Linked DNA regions of Homo sapiens: region 1 is linked to region 2. The links are chromatin loops, found by intact Hi-C in ENCODE. Cell type or tissue: heart left ventricle. All regions are shown on one strand. Links, peaks and the distances in the headings refer to the core of each region. The heading gives the core; the rest is flanking DNA.

What was found. Peaks named below come from ENCODE experiments on the same cell type or tissue, not always from the same donor. Only the 100,000 strongest peaks of a DNase experiment are listed, where the experiment ranks them.
Region 1: a loop joins it to region 2, with 4 times the contacts of the local background. A loop is called at or near these places in 27 of 110 quality-filtered maps.

What each region holds. Positions count from the first base shown.
Region 1 is chr10:71,198,596-71,206,255 of GRCh38, forward strand. No RefSeq gene overlaps it. Among named protein-coding and RNA genes, the nearest start is that of UNC5B, 10 kb to the right of the region's middle. In heart left ventricle, for the core only: no CTCF peak of the experiment used is centred there; no DNase peak of the experiment used is centred there; H3K27ac peaks cover 197 bases.
Region 2 is chr10:70,904,117-70,912,709 of GRCh38, forward strand. No RefSeq gene overlaps it. Among named protein-coding and RNA genes, the nearest start is that of PCBD1, 20 kb to the left of the region's middle. RefSeq lists an enhancer at 1-46. In heart left ventricle, for the core only: no CTCF peak of the experiment used is centred there; a DNase peak (open chromatin) is centred at 4,195; H3K27ac peaks cover 562 bases.

The sequences.
Region 1 (7,660 bases), core at 785-5,784, 290 kb after region 2:
AACCCCAAGCAGGATAAGTCAAAAACAAAAACAGACAAAACATCCTAGGCATATCATAGTCAACTTGATTTAAAAAAATGTAGAGTATGGTGGTTTTATAAGATATCTACAAATTCTTTGATACCTATCCCTTCAAGAAGTGATGCCTAATTCTTCTCCCCGTAAGTGTAGGTCTAACTTAGTGACTTCCTTCTGGTAAAGCGGGTGGCAAAAGAGACAGTGTGTAAGTTAAGACAAGGTCATAAAAGGTGCTGTGGCTGCCTCTGTGCTCACCCTTAGATTACTCACCCTAGGAGAAGTCAGATGTCATATAGTGAGGAGACTCAAGCAGACCCATGGTGAGGTCCACATAGTAAAAGAAAACAATGAGGGTTCTTGCCAACAATTAGCAAAGAACTAATGCCTCCTGCCAATGGCCTTATGAGTGAGCCATCCAGAGGTGGATCCTCCAATCTCAATTCAACCTTTAGACGATGGTAGTTCCAGCCAACATCTTGATTACAGTCTCGTGAAAGATCCTAAGCAAGTGCCATGAAACTAAGCTGCTCCCACATTCCTGACCCACAGATACTATAAAATAGTTGTTTAATTTGTAAATCACTAAGTTTGGAGGATAATTTGTTACACAGCAATAGATACCTAATGCAAAGAGAAAACCTGAAAGCAAATAGGGGAAAATGACTCATTATATTCAGAGGAACAACAGTAAGAAATAACATTACTTCCAAAAAGAAACAATGCAAACTAGAATATAATAAGATTTTTACCATGGTTTAAAAAAGAAAACAAACAAACCTGTCAACTTACAATTCTATATGCTGCAAAAGTAGGCTTTAAAAATAACATCAAAATAAAGCATTTTTCAGATAAGTAGAATACGAAAGAATTTATTGCCATTATAGTCACATTAAAAGACATGATAGAGGATGCTCATCAGACTAATGGGAAATTATGGCTGAAGGAAACTCACATCTATAGAAAGGAATGAAAATAGCTAACTATAAAATACTCTTTTTCTTTTTAAATAAATCAAGAGAAATTTGTAAATTCTGTAAATTCGTAATTTTTTTTTTTTTTTTTTTTGAGACAGAGTCTTGCACTGTAGCCCAGGCTGGAGTGCAATGGCACGATCTCACTCACTGCTACCTCTGCCTCCTGGGTCCTGGTTCAAGCAATTCTCCTGCCTCAGCCTCCGGAGTAGCTGGGATTACAGGCACTGTAATGGGATTAGCCACCATGCCCAGCTAATTTTTGTATTTTTAGTAGAGATGGGGTTTCACCATGTTGGCCAGGCAGGTCTTGAACTCGACCTCGTGATCCACCTGCCTCAGCCTCCCAAAATGCTGGGATTACAGGCATGAGCCACTGTGCCTGGCCTTGTAAATTTGTAAATTTTCTAATAAGAGAAAATAAATTCTGCTTTTAGACAAGATGCAGTAACGGGGGCTGCATATACCCTGCCATGTGAAACAGTAACAAAAAATGACAAAATATATGAAATATGCTTTTCAAGACACTGGACATCAAAAAGTGAAGAACAGTGATTCCTGAGATATGGGAACAAATGAGGGAGACCTATGATTGCCCCAGCATACTGTTTTAGAGTTTCCAGGGTACTGGGGCAAGAGGGGGGTTTCAGGTAGAGCCTGGTAGACACCCTGAGTTGAGGAGATAGAGATGAGAGTCCAGGGAGACTGAGGCATCTAGAGTTTGCAAGACAGAGCACCAGAGAGGAGAAGATGGCACAGAGGAGGGACTCAAGAGATCTGCAGAGAGCACCCATAGACTAGCCAGCAGGGTACTGATCGGCAAGGAACCACTTGAGATGATTCAAGGGAACAGTGTCTAAAGCCCACACAGGGCTGGGAACAGTGCCTCCTTCCACCAGCCAGACTGGAAAACCTCACAGTTATGGACATTGGGTAGAGCACTGAGAAGGGTCTTACCCTAGTGACAGGACATAACTAGCTCTCAACTAAACACTGCTGGTCCTGTCTAAAAATATCTCAAAAACAAGACCTGAATAACTTTCCAAGTAACTTAATTGTGTCCCAAAACAAAGTTCAAGAATATTTATAGAAAAACAAAATTTTCAGCACCCTAAAAGGATAATTCATAATGTCTGCTAGACAATCAAAATTTACCATGCTGAAGAGAAGTGGAAAATACGATTCATGGAGTAATCAGTCAATAAAAAATTTACCAATTCTTATATTGTCAACTTAAACAGTTCTTATAAATGTATTCTGTTTGTTAAAAAGTCAGAGACATGAAAGACATTAAAAAGACCCAAATTGAACTTGGAAAGACGAAAATGAAAAGTACACAGTAGCCCCCTCTTATTCACAGTTTTAATGTCCACAGTTTCAGTTACCTGGGGTCCAAAAATATTAAATGAAAAATTCCAGGCCGGGCGTGGTGGCTCACGCCTGTAATCCCAAAGCTTTGGGAGGCCGAGATGGGCGGATCACCTGAGATCAGAAGAGAGACCAGCCTGGCCAACATGGCGAAACCTCATCTCTACTAAAAATACAAAAATTAGCTGGCTGTGGTGTCACACGCCTGTAATCCCAGCTACTCGGGAGGCTGAGGCAGGAGAATTGCTTGAACCCAGGAGGGAGAGGTTGCAGTGAGCTGATATCGCACCACCGCACTCCAGCCTGGGAGACAGAGCAAGAGACTCTGTCTCAAAAAAGAAAAAAGAAAAATTTCCAGAAATAAACAACAAGCAAGTTTTAAATTGCACACACACCTTTCTGAGTAGCGTAATGAAATCTCAGTCATCCATTTGTCCAGCATACCCATCCTATATATGTGACGAACCCATTACTAACTTCATAGCCATCTTGGTTATCAGATCCACTGTACTACATTGCAGTGCATGGGTTCAAGCAGCCCTTCTCTGACTTAATAATGGTCCCAAGACACAGGAGCAGTGATGCTGGCATGTTGTTATCATTGTTCCATCTTATTATTTGTTGTCTTACTGTAACTAATTTATAAATTAAACTTTTTCGTGGATATGTATCTATAGGAAAGTTGTCTCTTGGTATTCTCAGAGGATTGGTTCTAGGACAGCCCCCTCCCCAGCCCCCATGGATACCAAAATCTATGGTTGCTCAAGTCCCTTATATAAAATGGCATAGTATTTGCATATGTAAACTAAAAATAAAATCCTAAGTCCCCTACCAACTGAATGGACTGCCTCTTGCCCAAGGGGACCCTGGAAAAGCCTTAAAAACTGAGTTCCTGGAAATGACAGGACGGGAGGTCAGACACTCCTCATTATACCTCCTCCCTTTTAGAGTTTAGACACAACAACTGACCACCATTGATATTAAAATAGAGACTGTAAGACTGACAGAACAGACTCTTTGTGGCAATAAGATAACAAATTATAAACAGGACCTTAGGCCATGCCAGAAATATGTTAAGTTGCATACCCCCTACACTTAAAGGAGAAGCTGTGTTATAACTGCCACAGGCTTTTCTTTCTCTCTAGCAGCTAAACAAGCACTGGCCTGGAGATAAGCAAGATTAACACAATTTGTAGCTCCATCAGATGCTGAGTAAATGACCCCAGCCCCTGTTCCACCACAACTATAGCTTTGATTGGACTGCTGATTCCAGTAACCTTCTGATTAAGGAGACCACTGACCGTGGACTGGTTCTGGCCCAGTTACAGAGGCTGTGAGTTGAGTGCCTTTGTGTCTCTGCCTGCCTTTTGACTTATAGGGCCTTACTGTAATACATTTAAATATTAAGTCTCCACCCCAAGGTGAACATGGGTTGTATGTTACATGCATGTTCTATATACCTGCATTCAGGACTACCCTCATGAATATTCATAATTTCCCCTGTAACCTGTTGAATATGTATATTTAGCCAACCCTTTCTATACAAAGCTGCTACCCCAACCCCTCCTCCTTCAAAGTGCCAGACTCTGGTCTTTGCCTGAGGCTATGCGTTCCAGCCTGCAGGATGGCCACTTCACAGGCTGTAACCTTTTACAGGAAATAAAGTCACCTTTTCTATATTTACAGATCTCATGATTTTTAAAGTTAACACAAATAATCTATGCACATCCTCCCATATACTTTAAACATCTCTATATTATTTATAATACCTAATACAATGTATATGCTATATAAACCGTTGTTAGACTGTATTTTTAAAATTTGTAGTTTGTTATTGTTATTTTCTATTGCTTTTTTAAAAAAATACTTTTGATCTGCAGATGGTTGAACCCATGGATTAGGAACCCACAGATACAGGGGGCCAACTATATATAGAGGGCTTGATACTATCCAATTTCAGGTGTCCACTGGGGGTCATGGAATACATCTCCAGTAGATAAGGTAGGACTACTGTACATATTATCTGTTTCCATTTATGTGACGTTCTGGAATTAGCAAAACTCACCTATGATGTTAGAAATCAGAATAGTGGCTGCCTCTGCAGGATGACGATTACCTGGGAAGGAGCTCAAGGGAATTTTCTGAGATGATGGAAATGTTCCTATCTTGGTTAGGATTGTGGTTACTAGATGTCTTTACTTGTCAAATTTCATAGAATCTTACACTTTAGACCTGTGTATCTCATTGTATGTAAATCACACCTCATTCAACTTTCTAAAAAGAGAGAGAAGAGGAAACAGAGCAGGAACATGGGTATGCTAGCTCTTTAACTTTCCTGTCCTTGACCTTCTCCACCACTGGGTTCCCCTCATTCCAACAGTCAACACTCCCCAGCCAGCATCAGCCTAGGTCCTGTTTCCTACATGTCCTTGGGTGATAATGTTCTGGGCAACAATCACTGAATTTTTCACAGCTTTCTCAATTTGGAGCAGAAGTTGTCACTTGTTTAAAAATAACTCAACATACAACTTACAAAATTAATTTAAAGAAAACGTAGAATTCTTAAAAAGTTTCGCCATATTAAGAGAGAACTCTTATCTCTACAAACGCATATGGTAGTCCCCCCACTTAACCTGGAGTCTACATTCCTAGACCCTGGTGGATGCCTGAAAGCTTGGATAGTCCCAAACCCTATTATATACTGTTTTTTCCTATACATACACACCTATGAAAAAGTTTAATTTATAAATTAGGCACAGTAAGAGATGAATAATAATGAATAATAAAATACAGCAATTATACCAATTAGCCAGCATTGCTACTCTTGTGTTTTGGGGCCATTATTATGTCAAATAAGAATTACTTGAACACAAGCATTAAGATACCACCACAGTGGATCTGATAATAAAGATGACTACTGAGTTACTAACAGGCAGGTAAGGTAGACAGTGTCCATACACTAGGCAAATGGATGATTCATGTCCTAGGTGGGACAGAGTGGGATGGTGTGAAATTTCATCACTGTACTCAGAAAGTCGCAGTTTAAGACTTTTGAAAGCCAGGTACAGTGGCTCATGCCTGTAATCCCAGCACCGTGGGAGGCTGAGGCAGGAGCATTGCTCGAGTCTAGGAGCTCGAGACCGGTCTCAGGCCTTTGGCCACAGACTGACATGGTGTCACAGAGTGACATGGTGAAACCGTGTCACTACAAAAAAAAAATTAAAATCGCCAGGTGTGGTGGCATATGCCTGTGGTCTCAGCTGCTCAGGAGGCTTAGCTGAGATGGGAGGATCATTTGAGCCCAGAAGGTCGAAGCTGCAGTAAGCCTTGTTCACATAACTGCATTCCAGCCTGGGTGACAGAGACCCTATCTCAAAAACAAAAGACATGAATTGTTTCTGGAATTTTCTATTTAATATTTTTGGACTTCAGCTGACTGTGGGTACGTGAAACCTTGGATAAGGGGGGACTTCTGCACATAGTGACAGCTTTGAGTCCTGCTTACACGATGCCAGCAATGATGAAGAGTCATTAGGAACAGCAGATCTAGAAGCAATTAATAAAAAGCTAACCAGATCCAACTTTTAGTTCAGAAGAAATCGATTTGATAACAAAAGAGTTGAACAAAGAGAAATCTAAATATTCTAAACCAGAGGTTGGCTGCTGAAATTTCAAGAAGGATGGGATATTTGACAAGGGGCACTCCCCATACGGCCATTCATCAAGGAGTCAGAAGACAACAGAAAAGAGTTTTTCACCTACCTCTCCTCCCGCACACACGCATACTCCACTTTGCTATAGGGTTTCTTTCCTCTGCCTCTTCCTTCAGTAAAGATCTTTATAGCCAATGTATCCAGGAGGACAGTCCACAGCACGGGGACCTCCTCTTCCTCCTGGTCTTTCAGAAAGCATCTGTGAATCACCTTCAGCATACTTGCCACTGGAAGATATCTTTGGCATTTATCCTGAAAATAATAGTGAATTATCTTCAGTGCTGACTCAGCTTTCAAAAGAGCCTGCTACTGAAAATCCAGAACTACAACAAGAAACGTGGGAATTTTGTCTCTTCCAAATTTATTTTTAATTATCTCTCATTTTTAGTTTAAGGAAGTGCTATACCTTCAGTGATTACACTTCTGCCTAAATGAAAGCTTCACAGTATTATAATTCTTGAGCTAGTGTTTTGTAAATAAAGCTGATTTACATATTAATCCCATTGAGTGAATTATTTACTTTATCTTGTACTCTCTGGATAGTATAAATATTGTGTTTAATTTGATTAAGGGTCCATGACACATGAACAATACTGGAAGTATCACATGCACAATGCTGAAATTGAATATATTTGAAATGGCAAAAGACATTTTTATATGTCAAAAGGTGTTTCATTGTAGTTTTAGGACAAATGTGAAGTGGCCTGATGTTTTTATTAGACAAATTAACTTGATATTTACCTGAATACATTTAAATTGGAATGTTTAAAACAATTGAGAGTGAGAAAGTTTAATAGGACTATCTCATTATTTTAAGCCCTGTTAGACTATATGTAGCCTCTGCCCTTCCTCATCCCCCTACACAGATAACTCCCCATCCGTAAGTCCAGGCAGAACCTTGAAAAGGTTGGTAACGTGGACTAGTCATAAGAATGTGCGTCTAAAAGCTCAGGGTCAGTACTTACCAGCTGACCTTAGACAAGTCATTTTCCCTTTTGGAGCTGTGGTTTCCTTTGTCATAGGCCATGATTAACACCAGCCTCTAGGAACAATTGAGATGATCAGTGGGAAATCATGTCATTAAGATAAAAGAACTACACACAGGGGATTTAAAGAGGCAGCGTCTTGTGTTTGTTTAACATATAAGCTTAGAAGCCAACAGCCTAGGTTTGATTCTAGCCTCAGTTTCTAGCTAAGCAGGGAAACCAAGTCTGTTTTCCCATTTTTAAAAGGGATGGACAAAGGGATGATTTCATCACTCAGAAAGTCACAGAATTTAAGACTTATGAATTGTTTTGCTTTTGGAATTTTTCATTTAATATTTTTGGACTTCATTCGACTGTGGATAACTGAAACCATGGAAAGGAAAACCGCAGATAAGGGTGGGGAACTTCTGTACATACTAATGGCTTCTAGTCCTGCTTAAAAGATACCAGCAATGAGAACTACTTTTTAATGGGGAAAATCATAACATCTCCTCATGGGTAATCATGGAGAATGAAGGAGCTAACTCAGACGGAGCTCTTGGCAGGGTTTCTAGCTTGCTATAGTTGCCTGTGCGATGGTTAATATTAGGTGCCAACTTGATTG
Region 2 (8,593 bases), core at 1,912-6,911:
AACAGAGATCTACCAGCTTCTCATCCATTCTCCCTCCACATTTGTACAAACCTTTTATAGATAGAAATTGTTAAACATACCAAAGAAGGGAGACTGGCATAACGATCCCCACAGACGCACCAGCCAGCTCCACCAGGAAGTTTCCAGGCTGGTCTCGGCCGCCCACTCCTTCCCACCCTCAGATTATTCTGAAGCAAATCACATAGCATTTTATATTTAAATATTTCAGTGTATATCTCTAAAAATGAGAGACTCTTTAAAAACACAGGCTTGCACTACTATGATAACACCTGAACAATGTGCACACCATTGTTTTTTCTTGTTTTTTTTTTTTGAGATGGAGTCTCTCTCTGTCACCCAGGCTGGAGTGCAGTGGCACAATATCGGCTCACTGCAAGCTCCACCTCCCAGGTTCACGCCTCACGAGTAGCTGGGACTACAGGCACCTGCTACTACCCCCGGCTAATTTTTTGTATTTTTAGTACAGACGGGGTTTCACCACGTTAGCCAGGATGGTCTTGATCTCCTGACCTCGTGATCCTCCCGCCTCGGCCTCCCAAAGTGCTGGGATTACAGGCGTGAGCCACCGCGCCCAGCCTATGCATGTCATTCTTTCACTTCATGCCATACCAGGACTGACAGATTTCAAGCCCAGGAATGGCCAGGTTCAGATTGGCATTGCAGGAGGGTTGCCCTGGCAGGGAGTGGAGGAGGAAGCTGGGGGAGAAGGGGTGAGGCAGGGCGTCAGCAGGAAACTTTGATGAGGGTCTGGGGGAGAAGCAGTGGGGACGTGGACTTAGCTAAGCCTGAGCTGTGGAGGGAGGAGGTGTGGAAAGCTTACCAAGTGCCAGACACTCTGCACACAGTCTTAATTAATCCTCACAAATGCCCCACGAAGGCGATTCTATTATCTCCCCCTTTTACAGACAAAGAGACTATGGCTCAGAGAGACTAAATCGCTCAGAGTGACATAGCAGAAATAACAGAGCAAAGTTGCAGCACTGGGCTTCAAACAGGCTGGGTGGTCCCGCAGCTCCGAAGCACGGCCTCCTGCAGCCTGGGGGCCACAGAATGGGAGAAGACACCTGTGCAGAGCTGGTACGGAGGCAGTGCCCACAGAACTTGGCACCTGCTTCGACGTGAGGGCTGAGGTGGGGGAGCTCCACCCTCGGCTGCAGCCCTGTGGAGCCCGGGAGCAGGTTTCCGAGAGGCAGCCTTGGGATCGCCCTCCCCGCCTCAGCCACTTCCCTCATCTTTCTTGAGAATCAAGCACGTCTTCCTCTCCAGCTCCTGCCCCCTGAATAGTTCCATTAGTCTCCAGCCCTGCCCGCCTTCCACCTCCCCTCCACTCCCGGCAGGCCTGTTCATCTTTACTGGGGCCTGGGAGGAGCAGCCTTTCCCACCTGAGCCTCCCAAGGCCTGGGCACCCCGGGTGGGAGCTCTGGCCCCTGTGGCTTTGAAGGAAGATGGACACGGCCTAATTGGTCTCTCTTTGTGGCCCAGTGGCCCCCGAAGAGGCCCAGCAATCAATGCTTCTCAATGTCGGAATCAGATTCCTGTACACCGCAAACCAGCCCGAACTGCAAGGGCTGCCCCTGTGGGAGCCACAGGGAATCATAGCCACCCGGGGGCCAGAAGGCCCACTAGGGAGATTCGCTTATTCTCTAGAGGAGGAGACAGACAGCCAGAGAGTGAAGGACTTGCCCAAGGTCACTGCCAGCTGGGGGTGAGGTGGGCCAGGGCTGGAGTCTGCTGCTGTCCTCTTCCTGCATCCTGCCCGCCTGGGCCCCTCACTCCGCAGTAAGCACTGAGACAAATGAGGGCTGGACGGGGCTCCCTGGCCCAAGATGCCTAGAGGGGCTCTGGTGGTTTGGACTCTGCTGGCAGACCCTGACTCTCGGAGATCTCAGCTACCTCAGAGCCAGAGGGCACTTTAGATCTCACCGTGTCCAGCCCCATCCTCACATGACAGTGGAAGGGGTGGGAGCACAGAGAGAGGAGGGGTCTGCTGTGTCCATGAACCCACCGAGATTTCCTGTCCATGGGGACCATCCTGTTTCTTCTTACTCTCCTCCTTTCCAACCACCTGTGGGCCAAGGGAGAGAGATGGCCACCGTGGCTGCCCCAGCCTGGGATCCCAGAGGACAGTGGCCTTGGCTCTGCCCCATCCCCATTTCCCTGCAGGCAGGTGTAACAGGACAAAGTCTCCCTCCTCCTGTTAGGTACTGGGCTCACCTCAGTGCTCCTTCTGGAGCCTCTCCAACTCAGCTTTGGGGTGGTTGGGGGTAGCTGCTGCCCTGGTTAGAGCACTGGATGGGGAGTCCAGAGACCTGGATTTGAGTCCTCAATCTGCTCATTGCTGTGTGATCTTCGGTAAGTCACTTCACTTCTCTGAGCCTGCACAGTGGTGATAATTCCAACAGCCCTGCCTCATCAAATGGAGTCAAACCTGGATAAAAACCCTGGACAAGTGTAAGGGTGGGCCTGTCCTGAGATGGCCAGAGAGAATGTCCAGAAGGTGGTCCTTCCTGGGCCCCAGAATACTAATTCCAGTTATGTTGCTGATCTGCTGTGTAGCCCTGGGCAGATGGCCAACCCTCTCTGGGCCTCATAAAAACATGGAGATAAATGCTTCTCTCTGCTGTGGTATCGACCTCCTGGCAACAAGGGGAAGTTAAATGTGGAAGAGCTTTAAGAACCTTAGAAGAAAGGCCATCTATAAACATAAGAGATTATTAACACCATCCAATAATCATGCTGTCTGCTGACAAAAGTAATGACCCCCCGAAGCTGGGCATGGAGAGCAGCCATGTCAGCACACGGCGGCTCCAAGCAGGGCTTCCTCTTAGCTCATAACGCTCTGTGTATGTTTATGTGGGGTTTTGCCTCTACAAACCAACCACGAATTAGTTCTTCCGTGGATGTGCCCAGAAGGGAGGCAGGAAGGGCAGGGGATGATGAGAGCTGGAGCCCCAGGAAGGAGGTGTCTAGCCTGGACACCCAGCCAGGTAAGGATGGGTGCGGCTGGGAACCAAAGGTTCTCCTGGTTCTCAGTGCCCACTTCTGCTGCTCGCTGTCCTGAGCACCTGGGCAGATAGCGTTCCCTCTCTGGGCCTCAGTTACCCCACCAGGGCTGTCAGTGCAGGAAGGTGGGGAGGCATTACGGGATGTGTGACTTCAAATCACCTTCTGACTTGCCCACTCCCCCTTTCTTCTCTGTCCTGCTGGAAGCTTGGTGTCGGCACAGGGAGGTGCCCATTGTACTTTAACCCCAAGCCTGGGGAATCCCACGGTGGGTCGTCTCTGTGGCCACAACCTCTTGGCGGTGCCCAGGAGTCAGTAGCATGTCGTGGACTCTCTGAGCCTCTATTTCTCATCTGTCCCCACCCTGCCAGGTGGGAGTGCCCAGATCCTGGGTGCAGGGAGCCAGCCATGTGCGGCCTTGGGTGGGGTTATTATTCTGCAGCCCTTCCACAGGGCCCAGGCTGAGCTGCGGGATGATCCTCAGCCCAGCAGGCCGACCCATGGGTGGCAGGGAGGCTGTCTGGGTGGGAGAGAGGCTGTGCCTTGCCGCTGTCATTTTTTATCCTCGCCGAGGCCTGCAGGGCCTTTCCCCCATCCCCGGCTCCGCTGCCTTTTCTCTCTTTAGACAACTGCCCTCATTCTGTCTCCCGCTCGCCACACTGCCTATTTTTAACTTTTGGCTTTGGGGGAGGTGGAGGAAGGGAGGTCGGTTGGTGTTTTTTTCCTCTGTCCTCCTCCCTGGTCTCATGTCCTTTCTGGGTCCTCCTCTGGGGGTCTTCCTCGCCATCTGACCTCCCCAGGCTCCTCACAGCCCTTCTGTCCTGCCTGCCTCCTTGCCTGCTCCTCTCCTCCTCTCTCTGCCTCTGGACTCTTCTGCCCAGGCCCCTCATCTGCTTCTGTTTCTGCTGCCTCTCCCAGGGGACCCTCGCAGGCCCCATCCCTGTCCCCATGGCTTCTCTTCAGTGGCAGCAGTGGCAGCAGTTGGTCGGAGCACTTGCTCTTGCCACAATCCCTCCTGACAGCTAGTGGTGGCTGACACAGGTGACCTCTCCCTTTTTCTGGAAACCTGACCTTTTCCTGGAGTTCACACCCTGCCAGGCGTGCGTTTGTGGGGGACACTCCCTTCCCCCATTAACGCTGGTGCTGGCTGGTGAAGTGGGCAGCTGTGGGGGTGCCTGCCCAGCATGCTTCCACCTTCTTTGACTGCCAACACCTAGATTTTCCTCGGACTCCCTCCCCACCCACTCGCCCCATTGTTTGGGTGGGGCTGATCCACCTCCTGGCTTCAGAGATGTCCTGTGTCCAGGCCTGGCCAGGGTGAGCCCAGCCTAGGTTTCTGCCAGATAGGAAAAGGGGTCTTTCCTCTTGCTTATGTGGTGAGACGTCAGCTTGGAGCTGCCTGGGTGTCTTGGCCACTGCAGGGAGAGACTGCCTGAGGAAGAGGCTAACAGGGAGGAGAGCGGAGCTGAGTGACGGAAGGAGAAGGAGAGACTCCCAAGCTCTCAACTGAGCACTTGGACCCAGCGTTCCCTGATTTTGATGTTTCGGTTCCATGAGCTGAGGTTTTTTTCCCTTCAGCCATTTGGAGTTTGTTATTTGACACTGAAAGAGTCCTGGCTGTTCTGCTGGGATGCCGTCTGCCCTCTTCCCAGTCCACCGTCTGCCCCGCCGCCCTGCCCCACTCTATGGCTTCCCCTGTCCTATGGCTGGTCATAGTCCTAAGTTCCCAGCCCAGAACGTGCTCCTGGACTTCAGGCCTGTGCTATCAGCTGCCCCTAGACACTTTTGATGGGATGCCTTGTGGGGGCACTCAAAATGCAACATGTCCCAAACAAAACTCATTCTCTGTCCTTTGTCTTCTAAGGTTTTCTAATTGGCGATGAATGCTTCCTTCATTCCACCCATCTTTCCATCCATCTTCCTTCCTTCCTTCCTTCTTCCTTCCTTCCTTCTTCCTTCCTTCCTTCCTTCCATCGTTACATCCACCATAGTGTAATGTTCCATCCATCCATCCATCCATCCATCCATCCATCCATCCACACACTCACTTACCCATTCATTTCACCTCCTTCTCCTCATGACAACAATGATGATAATAATAACCTATGTTTATTGAGGGCTTTCATGGTGCTAGATACTGTTCTAATCAATTTACACATACACATTTAACCCTTTACACATACACATTTAACCCACATTACACCCACATTACACGTACACATTTAACCCTCAAAACCAACCTGTGCAATAGGTAGTATTACTGACTTAGAGGTGAGGAGCCTGAGACACAGCAGGGTTAAGTAGCTTAGTGTCACTAAGTGCACAGCCAGGGTTCCTCGTTGCTGAAGCCGGAGACTTGGGAATTGTCCTCATGTCACCCCATCATCCTGAACATTTGGTCATCACATCCTGCCAACTCTGCCTCCAAAGCTCCTCTCAGACTAGCCTGTTTCTCTCAAATGACCTACCTCAGGGCACCCCCATGTCTTTCTGAGATCACAGTCCCAGCCTCTAGGCTCCCATCCCCCTCCACTACCCCATCGCTTCTCAGCCAGGCCCACCCTGCTGGGTACCCTCCATGAGAGCCCATGGCACAGGCAGGTGGGCCTTGCTGAGAATGCATCTGCTGCAGGGCCGAGGCCACATCTGGGCTTTCACCGTCACATCCCCTGAGCTCCAATCAGTCCCTGGCTCAGGCCAGGCACTTAACAAATGTTGTTAAGTGAAATGAGGCATGGACGGCAGCTTGGGAACCACCCAAGGGTCCTGAGCACACGTGGAGTTGGCCGCTGGCTTCCAGGACAACATGCCCCCAGTGTACACTGAAGGCCTCAGTCACAGGTTCTCGCCTCCTTCCATCCCTTCCATTCTGGGATGGCTCCAGCCACCTCAGCAGATGTTCTTGCTGATGGGTGAGGGCTATGTCAGGAACAGCTGAATGTCTGCGGCCGTTGTTCAGCTAAACACCTCTGTCCACCCACCTCCAGACAGTCTCAATCCCTCCACCCCCACTCCCTCTTTGATGACTTATGGGCGGAGAACATCCAGAGCTGGGTGGGGACAGGGGGACTCTGTGCTCCTGCTGCTACCCCTCACCTCAGGTGGGTGTTACCTGTGTTAGGCCGTTTTGTTTTCTATAAAGAAATGCCTGAGACTAGATAATTTATAAAGAAAAGAGGTTTAATTGGCTCACGGTTCTGCAGGCTGTACAGGATGCATGGTGCAGGCATCTGCTCCTGGTGAGGCCTCAGGAAGCTTCCAGTCATGATGGCAGGCAAAGGGGGAGTAGGCGCATCATAGGGTGAGAGCAGGAGCGAGAGAGAGGGGAGGTCCCAGACTCTTAAACAACCAGGCTCAGGTGAACTCACTGAGCAAGAGCTCGCTCATCACCAAGGGGATGGCACTAAGCCATTCATGAGGGGTCTGCCTCCATGATCCAAGCACTTCCCACCAGACCCCACTTCCCACACTGGGAATCAAATTTCCAGTGAGATTTAGAGGGACCCAACATCCAGACAGTGCCACTCCCTAAGGAGGGAGCCATCAGCAGATGTGGCGCAGGAGGCTGAGGCTGGGGAGATCTGGGCTGACCAGAGACCCTGAGTGGGCTACTGCTTGCGGTCCACTGCGGTGAGTCTCGGGGCTCCTTCTGGGGTCTGCAGGATGGTGTGCCTGAGGCTAGGGGCAGGTCCGGGAACCCCATGTCCTCTTCAAGGCCAGGCCACCCAGCCCTTCAGCAACACTGCCTTGGGGCCTGTCCCTGGAGAGGAGATGAGGCTGCTGAGCTGTGCCAGGGCTGCCTCAGCGGGGCTAAGTGTGTTGGAGGAGGCTCACATTCCTGGGTGTGCTCCCACAGCATGTGGGGTAGACCTGTTCAACCTGGAAGGACTCTGGCCCCAAGAGGTCAGAGTGGCTGCCGCAGAAGGACACCTCTCAGGCCTCCCTTCAGGAGAAGCTACCCCAAGGGACGTGACTGACCATCCCAGCTGCCGCACCTGCAGGCGCCGCTGTGGTACTCACTCCCAACACTTCCTCTCCCCGGACTGCCCCTGCTGGAGGCTGAGCCAGCGAGGTCATTTGCAGATGTGGGACTCCTCCGGGGGGAGTCTTTGCCTGGGTCTCTGCCTCACCTGGCTGAGGCATCCCTAGAGCGGTGCTGGCTGAGGCTCTTCCAATTCCCTTTCTGCCCCCATCCTTGCAGCTGTGACAGCTGGATGCCAGGGTCCGAAGGCTCTCCTGCCTATTCCTGCTCTGTACCCCCTTTATCCTTCAGAGATATTTCTTGGAGGACCCCCAGATGACTAAGCCTGAGGAAGGAACAGTCCTGCCGAGAGCCAAGGGGCCCCAGCACCACCCATAGCCCTGGCAGGTATGTCTGGCAGGAGATGCTGCCTGGAGACAGGTGGAACCCCCCCCATGGCAGCACCCCCAAGTCCAGCCTTTGAAGGAGCTTTTGGGGGCAGTGCTTGGAAGGCTTCAGTTCCCACACAGCCTTGGGCCTGACTCAGCTTCACTCACAGCCCTTGGTCTCCCCGTTGGCAAATGTGTGCTCGTCTAGGCCCCTGCCTGAGATCCCTGCTGGCCAAAGCTCCATCTCGGTTTATCTGGATCATCTTCTCCCAGAGCCTCCTGGCCCTTTGTGGGATTGAAAGGATGTCAGGGCAGGAGGGCCTTCAGACTCTATCAGGCTCCACCACTTAAATCTACAGAGAGGTACAGAGAGGGTAAGTAACTTGTCTGAAGTCACACAGTAGGTCTGAAGCAAGCTAGTCAGGACCATGGTTGTATGATGGTCCTTCCTGGTCTCTTCTCACCTGGCTGGGTGATTTCCTGTGACCTCAAATCAAATCAGAGGTCACTGCCTCCAAGGGCCATCCATATGCAGCCCAGACCTCTGAGGGGAGGGCAATGGGTCTCAGCATCTGCCTCCCCAGCCTGCAGACCAAACCCCTCCACTGACATTGCTGGGGCCTCCTCAGCCTGGCTCAACTGCCTCTCCTGGTTCTCCTAGGCCCACCTCAGGCTTTCACTCACTCCCTTGCCCTCCTGGGGGACCTTCTCCTCTTGACCCATGTATTAGTCTGTTGTCACGCTGTTAATAAACACATACCTGAGACGGGGTAATTTATAAAGGAAAGAGGTTTAATTGACTCACAGTTCAGCATGGCTGGGGAGGCCTCAGGAAACTTACAATCATGACGGAAAAGGAAGCAAACATGCCCTTCTTCACATGGCGACAGCAAGCAGAATGAGAGCTGAGTGAAGGAGGAAGCCCCTTATAAAACCATCAGATCTCGTGAGAACTCACTCGCTATCACGAGAATAGCATGGGGGAAACTGCCCCCATGATTTAATTACCTCCCACCGGGTCCCTCCCACCACACATGGGGATTATGGGAGCTACAATTCAAGATGAGATTTGGGTGGGGACACAGCCAAACCATATCTCTTCGAAGGTTTCCATGACCCCAGCCTAAATAGCCTGCCCTGGGCCTGGGCTTCTTGCTTGGCCCTTAGTGTAGCATAGTCCCCACCGTGGTCTTTGCTTCACGAGCATCTCCTGCCTCAG